Linked DNA regions of Homo sapiens: region 1 is linked to region 2. A link is a contact called in ENCODE Hi-C data. All regions are on one chromosome and are shown on one strand. The core of a region is the stretch at or near the end of the contact, and the rest is flanking DNA. Distances in the headings are between cores, read along the strand shown.

What was found. A loop is a pair of places that touch in the nucleus more often than their neighbours do.
Region 1: a loop to region 2 is called in a map of ascending aorta, with 6 times the contacts of the local background. The contact joins the enhancer-like site here to the promoter of PRKAB2 in region 2. A Hi-C loop is called at or near these places in 1 of 168 maps with a recorded cell type or tissue (ascending aorta).

The regions. Positions count from the first base shown.
Region 1 is chr1:147,766,143-147,771,169 of GRCh38, forward strand. All of the region lies in intron 1 of LOC102723321 (a long non-coding RNA gene), which reads left to right. It also overlaps a transcript of GJA5 not described here. Among named protein-coding and RNA genes, the nearest start is that of GJA5, 8.1 kb to the left of the region's middle. Within about 2 kb of position 3,094, at least 2 of the 41 ENCODE cell types and tissues checked have a DNase peak (open chromatin) inside an H3K27ac peak, as active enhancers do; they include ascending aorta, where a contact is called at or near this core.
Region 2 is chr1:147,171,158-147,176,243 of GRCh38, forward strand. PRKAB2 (protein kinase AMP-activated non-catalytic subunit beta 2) reads right to left here and starts at 1,313. Exons shown (of 8, transcript NM_005399.5): 1 at 1,272-1,313; 2 at 832-1,010. The coding sequence starts at 987. It also overlaps a transcript of CHD1L not described here. RefSeq lists silencers at 973-1,242, 1,413-1,642.

The DNA.
Region 1 (5,027 bases), core at 1,844-4,343, 600 kb after region 2:
TAGTTGCTCTACAGGCCATGTATTCTCTCTCCCACTCAACCCTGAGCTCTTTGAAGACAAACTGCTTTTCTGTTCATCATTGTATTATCCTCCTGAAATTCCCTCCACCCCAAACCCCTTAGTGCTCAATACCACACCCTGCACAGTGTGGTATGTACTTTATAAAAACAACGATGGATGAATTGATAGCATTTAGGTCTCTCAAAACACCTAATGCCAAATTGATCAAGGCAATTATTTACCGGTTGCTGAAGAAAAGGATGAGAATGCACACAGAGGCCAAGCAACACGTTGGGGCCATGCTGCATGTCAGTGGAGGGGCCTGCCTGGGAAGCTGGCATAGGGACACCTGCCCAATGACGATGGTGACCAGAACACCAGGGAGATGGAAGCCACTGAGTGTTTCTTCTACCTGTGACAGAGCCGTTCTCTCAGCAGGAATGAATGTGTCTCAAGCAGAAATTCCATCACTGTGGACTACTCTCTCACTGCCTCCTCCCCTCATAGTACTGGGGAACTTATCCAAGCTTGTCAAAATTAGATGACAAGACCACTCCACAGAGTCTGAGTCTAATTCTGGACAACGACACATGTTCTGGACAGTATCTAACAGATCTCTGGTTCTCCATAAAGGTTGTTATTCATAGTAATAATAACAACCCCCTGGGCCCATGCTATAATTCCACTCACCATACAGTGGAATGTGGTGCAGGGCAGAGTTCATTTGCTTCCCAATTAAGAAAATTCTGTTGTGAAAGGACCCAAAGGGCCTCACTGAAAGGCTGCCTGAGAAATAGTATCATATCAGTGCAGTTTAGTTCAGAAAGTGCTTATCGAGCTCCTCTGCCATGTCAGACATCAAGGTAGCTTTATAAAGCAAAGCACCAAGCATAACCTTTATGTCAGAAGTCTTTTGTACCTTATTAATTTGTGTACATGTTTTCTGATTTCCTCTCACCCCAATAATTTCTCCTTAAAATGGGTATGTAGGGAGAATTGCATGAGAAAGTGGTCTTGATCCTCAGCTACTTCAGTAATCTTTGTTATCCTTTGATATTCCCAACTACGTCTTCTAGTTTACCCAGTTACACACACAAAAAAAGAATTTGGATCTAGGTGATAATAATAATAATGGAAATAAAATAACACTCACTGACACCTTTCTATGTGCCAGACACTCTATAAGTGTCTTTCCATATCTGTTTTCATTTGATTCTCACAACAGCCTGAGGAAGTGGGGACTATTCTTTTTTTTTTTTTCTTGAGACAGGGTCTCACTTTGTCACCCAGGCTGGAGTGCAGTGACACAATCACAGCTCACTGGAACCTTGACCTCCTGAACTCAGGTGATCCTCCCACCTCAGCCTCCCAAGTAGCCAGGACCACAGGCATGCACCACCATACCCAGCTAATTTTTGTTATTTTTTTTTTTTTTTTTAGAGATGGGGTTTTGTCCTGTTGCCCAGGCTGGTCTCAAACTCTTGGGCTCAGACGATCTACCCACTTCGGCCTCCCAAAGTGCTGGGATTACAGGCATGAGCCACCATGGCTGGCCTCTCATCTTTTGTTACAGGGCTCAGAGAGGGTAACTTGAGCAAGATCACACTGCTAGTAAGAGCTCCCAGCTCATCTGACAGCAGTGTCCCTGCCTTGACAACTGTGCTAAACTCTATCTAAATCACTTGAAGTTCCTTCTTTGGAAAATCCTAACCAGTCAAAGGCTGGCCACTTTTATATAAGATGATTGAAGCAGGAATGTTCATTGAGATCATTGTTCGGATAGGGAGTTGATTGTAGGTGACTGGTGCTAATTCTTACATTTAGGATTTTCATTCTTTTCCTGATTTACATTTGGGGTAACTACTTCAGCCTCAGGAGAAATGATCAGGCATGTGATGTAACTGTAGCTACTGAGCTGGGCAGTGTGGGCACCTTCCTCAGAATTAGAAGTCCACTGAGGGCCAGCATCCCTGAACCTTGTTCATTGTAGAGGGGAAAGGAAGATAGAGATAAGAGAGGAGAAGAGATGAGTGAGATGAAGTACTCACTTCAGTCTTCCTCTTACTCTGGCCAGTGGCACCAATGGCAGATAATTAATTCCTTTTTAAATTTAATTATTTTATTCTGGCAAGAACAGATGGGTCCACTCAGAGACACCCTGCTGGCAGACAGTTGTTTCAAAGCCAAGGAAGTAGAAGGGAGTAAAGTGCAGAAAGAGATTCGTGCTAGGATAAATAATTTTCTTAAACTGTTGGAAGAAAAAATATGAAAAGTGAAAGAAAGGGAGTAGTAAATGGAGATATTAAATGTCAACAAAATATTGGTAGGTCCTTATTAATTGCTCCAAGGGGGTAACTTAGTACCCATGCAATTAATTACTAATGAAAATTATAATACCCACATTTCTTTATTATTTTCCCCATTTGTCATAGATTTATAGTGCAGTAGAGCTGAACGGAATGTAGAGATCAATCAAACTCAACTCCTTATTTTTAAACAAGATGACAAGGGTCCAAGGAAGTAAAGTAAGAGTGATAACAACACTAACTTGAGTATTTCCCATGTGTGAAGCCCTTTATAACTATACTTTCTAACCCTCCCATTAACACTGCAAGGAAAGTAGTATTGCCCCATTTCACTGATGAAAAAACTGAGGCTCAGAGGCTAAGTACTTGTACTAAGTGCCACAACTGGCAAATGCTGCATAAAGGGTTTGAATCCAGCTAGCCTAACTCTAAAGCCCACATCCTCTCTACATCTCTGACAAGAGAAAGAAAACCAAGGACTAGGACTGATAGATGATGATAAGCCCGTGCCCAGAACTCCAGTCTCTTAACTCTCAGAGTTATCATCATCTATTTTTCCCACTTTACCTTGCCTCAGAAGAGACCCAGCGTTTTTCCTTTTAGCTTCTGCCTTACTGGCTGGCCATCCCTTACATATGCTGTTCCTAGAATTAATTATTACATTGGGGCCCTCAGCCCACAGTGGTCAGGATTCCCAGACTCTTCGGCCTCTGCCATCATTTGGCCAGAATTCACATATAGAAAGTTATTTCCTTTTTTAGCCAGCAAGTGTTCTTGGCTGCAGCAGTGTCTACTGCCCGGTTCTTGGCTGGCCAAACAGCAGGCTCTGGTGTTCCATTGATGTGAAATCATAACAAGAACAACAGAAACAGCAATTATTAGGCGGAGGAACTTCCGGTCTCTAAGGACTAGTAGGGCTAGGACCCTGCTTGCATCACTCTCTAGTAGTGTAACCCTAGGCAAGTCACTTATCCTCCCAATTTCTAACTCATCTAACAAATAGGAATGTTTATTCATGGGGATAACGTAATGTGTGGACATGTGGAGTCACCTAGAACAGTATCTGGCATATAGGCACTCAATGATATTAGTTCCTTGTTTTCTTTTCTGACATTTCCAGTAAAAACTCCTCTCAGACATGATCCAACTAGCCAACTTGATGCAGAATCTGATAGTGCTTCAGGCTGGTTAGTGACACAGCAAGGACCCTCATGTGGCACAGGTAAAAGAGGGTAACTGTCAGAGATGGGAAAAACACAGACAATGGAAAGTATAGGAATTTGTCTACAAATTAGTTATCTCACAAGGCATCCAGACCTCCTGGGTCAAGTCTGGAGAATCAGGGAGGTGTAGGGCCCAATCAAATTAAGCCACTCTCATTCCTGTTTCAAGTCCAGCATGCCTCCTAATGTGTCCTTAACTCAAGATTTTGGGCCTGGAGTTGGACTCCACATGGCTCCATATTATAAAATGTATGCCTCATGGGATGCCTCTCTTCTGAGAAGCTGCAGCACTTTTGAATCTGATCACCAAGCAGAAGGCACACTCACAATGAGAGGTTTGAAGCAGGCTCAGTTCTACTTGGAAGAGAAAGAGGGGGTTGTCTACTCTGTGATCTGAGGGTAAGGGACATCTTGATCCCTAGCCACCTCTGTCCTCTCCTGAGGTTCTGAATCATGGAGTTGCCAGGTTGGAGTAAGATTCGGGAAATCCCCTGTGAAAATGCAATGTTATCATTTCATGAAGAGAGGCTCTTTTCTGGTTCCAGCTGTTTCTTTGTGATCCTAGACAAGATATTTCCCCTCCCTGAGCCTCACTTTGCTCACATGTGAAACAAAAGTGTAGAGGCTCTTCCATCTCTAAGTTAGAACATCTGGGGAGTCTGTGACTTGCCCAGTTGTGATAGCATGGCAAGTTAGTGGCAAAGCCAAGAAACAAGTCCAGAGTTTCTGACTTCTAGCTTAGAGGACAGCAGAAGGAGTCCTAGAAAAAAAAAATCTGTGGTCATAAAAAACCAGCAATACCTCCTTGGAATTATATGTCGTAGGAAGCCTTTCTATTTGATAGCCATTTAAAATATTTAATCCTCATAAAACCTTATGAGGAAGATATTTATTAGCATCTTTGGCAGATGAAGAAACTGAGTGTAAGAGACATTAAATAATTTCCCCAAGATCACACAGCTAAAATCCTAGCCAAATGTGACTCCAAATGCCCAGGTTCTTCCTTCGGCCCTACCCCTCAATTAGATAAACTCTAAGGTCCCTCTGTGATTTTTTCAATACCTCTCATTCTGCGACCTCCTGACTCTCAGTGGACTGTTGAATACTAAATTTTACTTGCCCATTATTTACTAATATATCAGAAACAATTTATTCTCAAAGTGCATCAAGCTGGCATCACCAGGAGCCAGCAGCTTCCAACAATAGTAAGGAAGTCAGCTTCCTTTCCAGGAACCCTGAAGCTTTCCAGGAAAATGGTCATCTCTCCCCTTTGTCCAGCTCAACCCTTGAGCCCAGGTTGGTGCTTATGGGAGTTCATTCACACAGAGAGCTACTGGAATCCCCAGTAAGTGAGTCCTTCCCTAGGACGGGGGCAGAGCTTTGGCCTTGGGTCTCCCTGTCCCTGAAAACGGCAGGTCATCCAGTTCCTGTCCTGATTGATCCACATAGACAGGTCCCCTGTCCTAAGAGGTGGGGTCAGCCAGTACCTGAGAGACCA
Region 2 (5,086 bases), core at 63-2,562:
CCATCTGTCCTTTCTTACAGAGTGAAAACAAGTTGTTCTCTTCCTGAAAGTCCTTGGAATTGAGAGCAAGGTCTTCAGGGCAGCTGTGGGTTGTCGTTTTTTTAGCCACGCAACATTTTGAAGTACTACTGAGGAGTAAACAAGTCGTGGAATCATTGGCTCTTCCACCTACGGAGCAGCAGCGGGGCGTGAAAGAGGCACAGCCTCAGCCACCACAACTATAAAGTATGGGACAAAAATTAAGCAGTCAACTAAATGATGTCCTTAATTGATCCCCAAGACTAGGAGAAAGTATTCAATAAGCAAGTAGTTGCTGCTTACAGCCGTGCCAAAAGGGAAGAGGATCACAACTGTAGAGCTGCTAGAAGAGCAAAAATGATACTGATACATAGAAATTTTCAGAAAAAGAATTTCATTTAGCCACCTCAGGGCAAAGGTGAGAAACTACCACCTATGGTCAGCAACTCGTGCAACCTACCCTCTGAAGTTGTCCACCAGGGATTACAAACTACAAATTCAGCAACGCTATGGAAGAGAGCCATTCGTGCTCGGAGGATCGGGGATGGGGGGATGTCTATTGTCCCCATCCTAAAAATGTGGCCAACAGATTAGTCAGAACACCAGGAAAGCAAGAACTCCGCCTCTTTATCCTATTTTGAGGCGGCACTTCAAGAGGAATTATCATCCAACACCTCTGTCCCCGATAAATCCCTTTAATTCAAAAAACCATAGCCCGGTTCGGCGCGGTAGAAAAGAACCAAGAAAGGGAAGAGGAGCCCAGAAATCAACCCGCTGCAGTACTGACACCAACTGCGGGCATGGGACGCTTACCTTGGAGTCAGGGAGGCTGAACACGCTGGGGTCGTCCGTACTCCCCACCATGATCTTGTGCTCCTTCCCCGGGGCATGGCCGCCTGCGCCCTCGGAGCGTGCAGCCTTGGCGCCGTGGCGCTCCCCGGACACCCGGTCGCTGGTGGTGTTTCCCATGGCTGCAGCTCGTCGGGGACCACCTACCGCGGGGAACGACACCGGGCTGGGAACACCTCAGCCGCCGCGTCAGGGGCGCCCCCCGGCCCCGCCCCTGCGCCTCGGGACAGGGCAAGGGATTCCCCGCCCCAGGGAAGCCGAGCCCTGGAGCCCTCTCCCTCCTGGCCTGCGGGAACGCCTGCAAATACCCCGGTGCCCTCACTGGCCCTAGCTCAGGAAACCCGCTATCGGGACCTCCCCCGCGTCCCCGCGCTCACTGCCAGGGGCGCCCCCACTCCAGTCACCTCGGGCGATGCGCTCCCTCCTCCAAGGGCCACTGATGTGATGGCTGTTCTGCAGATCAGGCCACCAATAAAGTTATTGAAATTGAAGCCGCACCCCTCGCTGGCGACCAGCGATTCCTCCTAAAATGGCTACAAGGCCGGCGGCGCGGAGTCCGCCCAGTGCGCGTTCCCTGCGGCCTGCAGCCTCGGCGCCCGGGACCCGCCGGCCTCTCTAGCCGCCGCCGCCGCCGCCTCGATGGTGGGCAGTCGCACGCAGCCTCCAGCGCCAGGAGGGGGCGCCAGGCAGGGCCTGTCCCGCCTGGGGAGACTGCGCCCGGGATAATAGGAGCGCTTGGCCTCTGAGACTACCCGGCAGAAGGGACGTCCCCAAATGACACTCGGAGGCCGCCTCCCTGGGCTCCGGTGCTCGGTGCCGGGAGGAGCGGCACGGCTTTCTACCCCGCCTCAGGTGCGCCAGCACGTTTTCTGGGCAGCATCTGTGTGTTAGGCGACCGGAGAGGTGGGTTCCTTATAGGGAATAAGAAAACTGAAACTGACTTCCAACTGCAGGCAGAAGGAAGCAGTGGTCATTGCTGGAGGTTAAAACTGTTCTGACCGGGCGCAGTGGCTCACGCCTGTATTCCCAGCACTTTGGGAGGCTGAGGCGAGCAGATCACGAAGTCAGGAGATCAAGACCATCCTGGCCAACAAGGTGAAACCCCGGCTCTACTAAAAATACAAAAATTAGCTGGGCGTGGTGGCGCGCGCCGGAAGTCCCAGCTACTTGGGAGGATGAGGCAGAAGAATCGCTTGAACCCGGGAGGCGGAGGTTGCGGTGAGCCGAGATCGCGCCATTGCACTCCAGCCTGGCGACTCAGCGATACTCCGTCCCCCTCTCCCCGCCCCAAGAAAAATCTGTTCAGTGGGGAGCGACAAGGAAGGAGCTTTCAGCCCGACTGGGGTCGCAGGGAAGAATTCAAGATGGCGTGTTTAGGAGCTCTAGCTCCTTGACAAATTAGTAAAATGTTAGTCTTAGGAGAAGAACGAAAAGGCTCTCCTAGGCTAAGAAACAGCATACACAGTGAGAAACCTCAGAAGAAATAAAATTCAAGGAAGATAGCAACAACGAAAACATCAGAAGGAACACTAAAGGTATAAAAAGGGCAAAGACAGCCCTAGGGTTGGGAGGGATCCAGGTTTTTTATGAAAATTAGTGGAATCCCTAAGGTACTTACCTTTGTATTATAAGTATTTGCATGTCTCCTTCTAGAAACGTTTATCACTCTGTGTTACACAGACCAGCAGTGTTGGCGTCAACTGGGAGCCTGTTAGAAATGCAGAATCAGGCCCCATCCCCAGGGTTCTGAATCTGCATTTTAACAAGATCACATTAAAGTGTGTGAGAAGCAATGCTTTGACAGCTGGCAGAGAGCAGATCCAGATTTGATACCTTTTCATATTCTGCATGTACCTTATACAGAGTAGGCTTTTGCATTTGCGGAATGAAGGATACAGGAATACTGTTTACTGTAATCCATTTCTAACCAGATATGCCACTTAGGCTTAAACACGGCCAATGATGGGGAACCCCAAGTTACATAGGCCACCCTTTCTGAGTGAGCAGCTCTATTTGCTGAAACGTTCATTTTTATATTATGAAGTTGACATCCCACTTAAGTACAACAAATTCACTACTCCCCTATTCTTTGCTCTGCCTCTTATAAACTCATTCTTTGGCTCATAAACCAAAGACAGTTTACAGGAAGAAAAAAAAAAGGTACGATTTTACTGCAACTTCTTGCTCACCCCTCCAAAATCTTTATGTCTGAGTACATGCTTTTTGGTTATCCCTACTTTTCTCCCTCCACCCCTCAATTCCTTACCATAGGACACTGAAGCAAGGCCCTTGAAGATACATAATACATTAAACCTTGACTTGTGTAGTATTCAGTTTTCTGACCCCAAGGTGGTTTCACCATGCCAAATAATATGTCCTTGGTATGTATTTCCTTGCAGTAGTCAAATCAGCCTAGCAGAAACAAAGTACGTTAACCAATGGAAAACTGACGGAGAGAAATAAACTGTTTTTGCACAGCTAAATGGAAATGACTTTTGAATTATCTGCTTTGGAAGATTATCCATGACACTGTTCTGCCCTGCTCTGCTCTAACAACATTTGTAAGTCACTCAACAGTTAATAATAAAAGTCAGTTTTGAATATTGCAGGTTTTAGACACAGAACAAATGTAATGTGACACTGTAGGAAGAATGAATTCTCCTTAGTCCCAAATTCCTTTTTTTTTTCTTAGATTCGGGAATAAGTAAAGATACAAGATCCTCTTAACCAGTATCAGTATAATTGTTCCCTTTAGATTTATTGCTGTCACCCCAATGCTCTTCTTTCTTTCTAGAGGAAAGGAAAAGAAGGAGGTAATAGGAAAAGTAATGGGTTGTCCTGATGTTACTGTGTCTAGGATGTCATTGCCACTGGTCTCCTCAGATCAATCATTCTGCCTAATAAACAGAAAAATAACATGGGCAGCCTCACATGCAAGCCTTTACACACACTGCTAAAGAGACCTCGCTTCCTCTGAGAAGTGAGGATGTGAGAATGAAGGATTGATTTTACAGAACTGGATGACAGGTTAAATTGGGCATCTGGAGGTTTATATTCCCATCTCCACTCACCAAGTTTCATCCTCCATTTATGACCAAGGATAGGTATAACATCTGATCTTGATGGTTACTGTTTCAAAAAACAATCTGATCTTTTTTATAAAGTTAAACATTTACTTAATCATGCAGCATACTAATTCCCACTCCTGGGTATTTATCCGAGTGACATAAAAACAAGTTCACACAAAACCTGTAAACACATATATGTCTTTATTCATATAATAGAAAAAACACAAACCCTAAAATGGAAAAAACATAATGTCCTTCACCTGGTGATATGGTTTGGTTCTGTGTCCCCACCCAAATCTCATCTCAAATTGTAATACCCACGTGTTGAAGGAAGGACCTATAACCTTCACGTGTCAAGGGAGGGAAGTGATTGGATGATGGGGGCGGTTTCCCCCATGCTGTTCTTGTGATGGTGCATGAATTCTCACCAGAGATGATGGTTTTAAAAGTGTTTGGCAGTTCTTCCTTCATTCACACACACTCACTGTCTCTCCCCTGTGCCACATAAGATGAGCTTGCTTCCCTTCTACCATAACTGTAAGTTTCTGAAGTCCTCCCCAGCCATGCAGAACTATAAGTAAATTAAACCTCTTTTCTTTATAAATTACCTAGTCTCAGGTATGTCTTTATAGCAGTGTGAAAATAGGCTAATACATCTGGTGAATCAATAATTAAAATGTAGCATAGCTATAAATGGAATACTACTCAGTAATAAAAGAATAACTCGATACATACAATAATATTGATGAATCTCAAATGCATTATGGGAAGTAAAAGAAGCCAGGCTCCACTTATGTGACATTCTGGAAAAAGGAAGACTATACGGTCAGAAAACAGATCAGTGTTTGCCAGGACTTGGGGGTGGGGGGTGGGGAGTGATTGACTACAAAAGGGCATGAAGAAATTTTGAAGGGGAGGTATGGAACAGGTCTGTATCTTGACTGCAGTGGAGTTATTGATACTTACCAAACTGTACAATAAAAAGTAAATTTTTATTGTATGAAAATTATGCCTAAATTAAAAACTATTAATAAAATCAGCATTAGCAAAATATATGAGTTTATACACAAGAGACTACTCAACCATTGGGTAAACTAATTATTTTTAAACAAATACCATTGATTTTAATCTTTTTATAGTTTTTATACAGG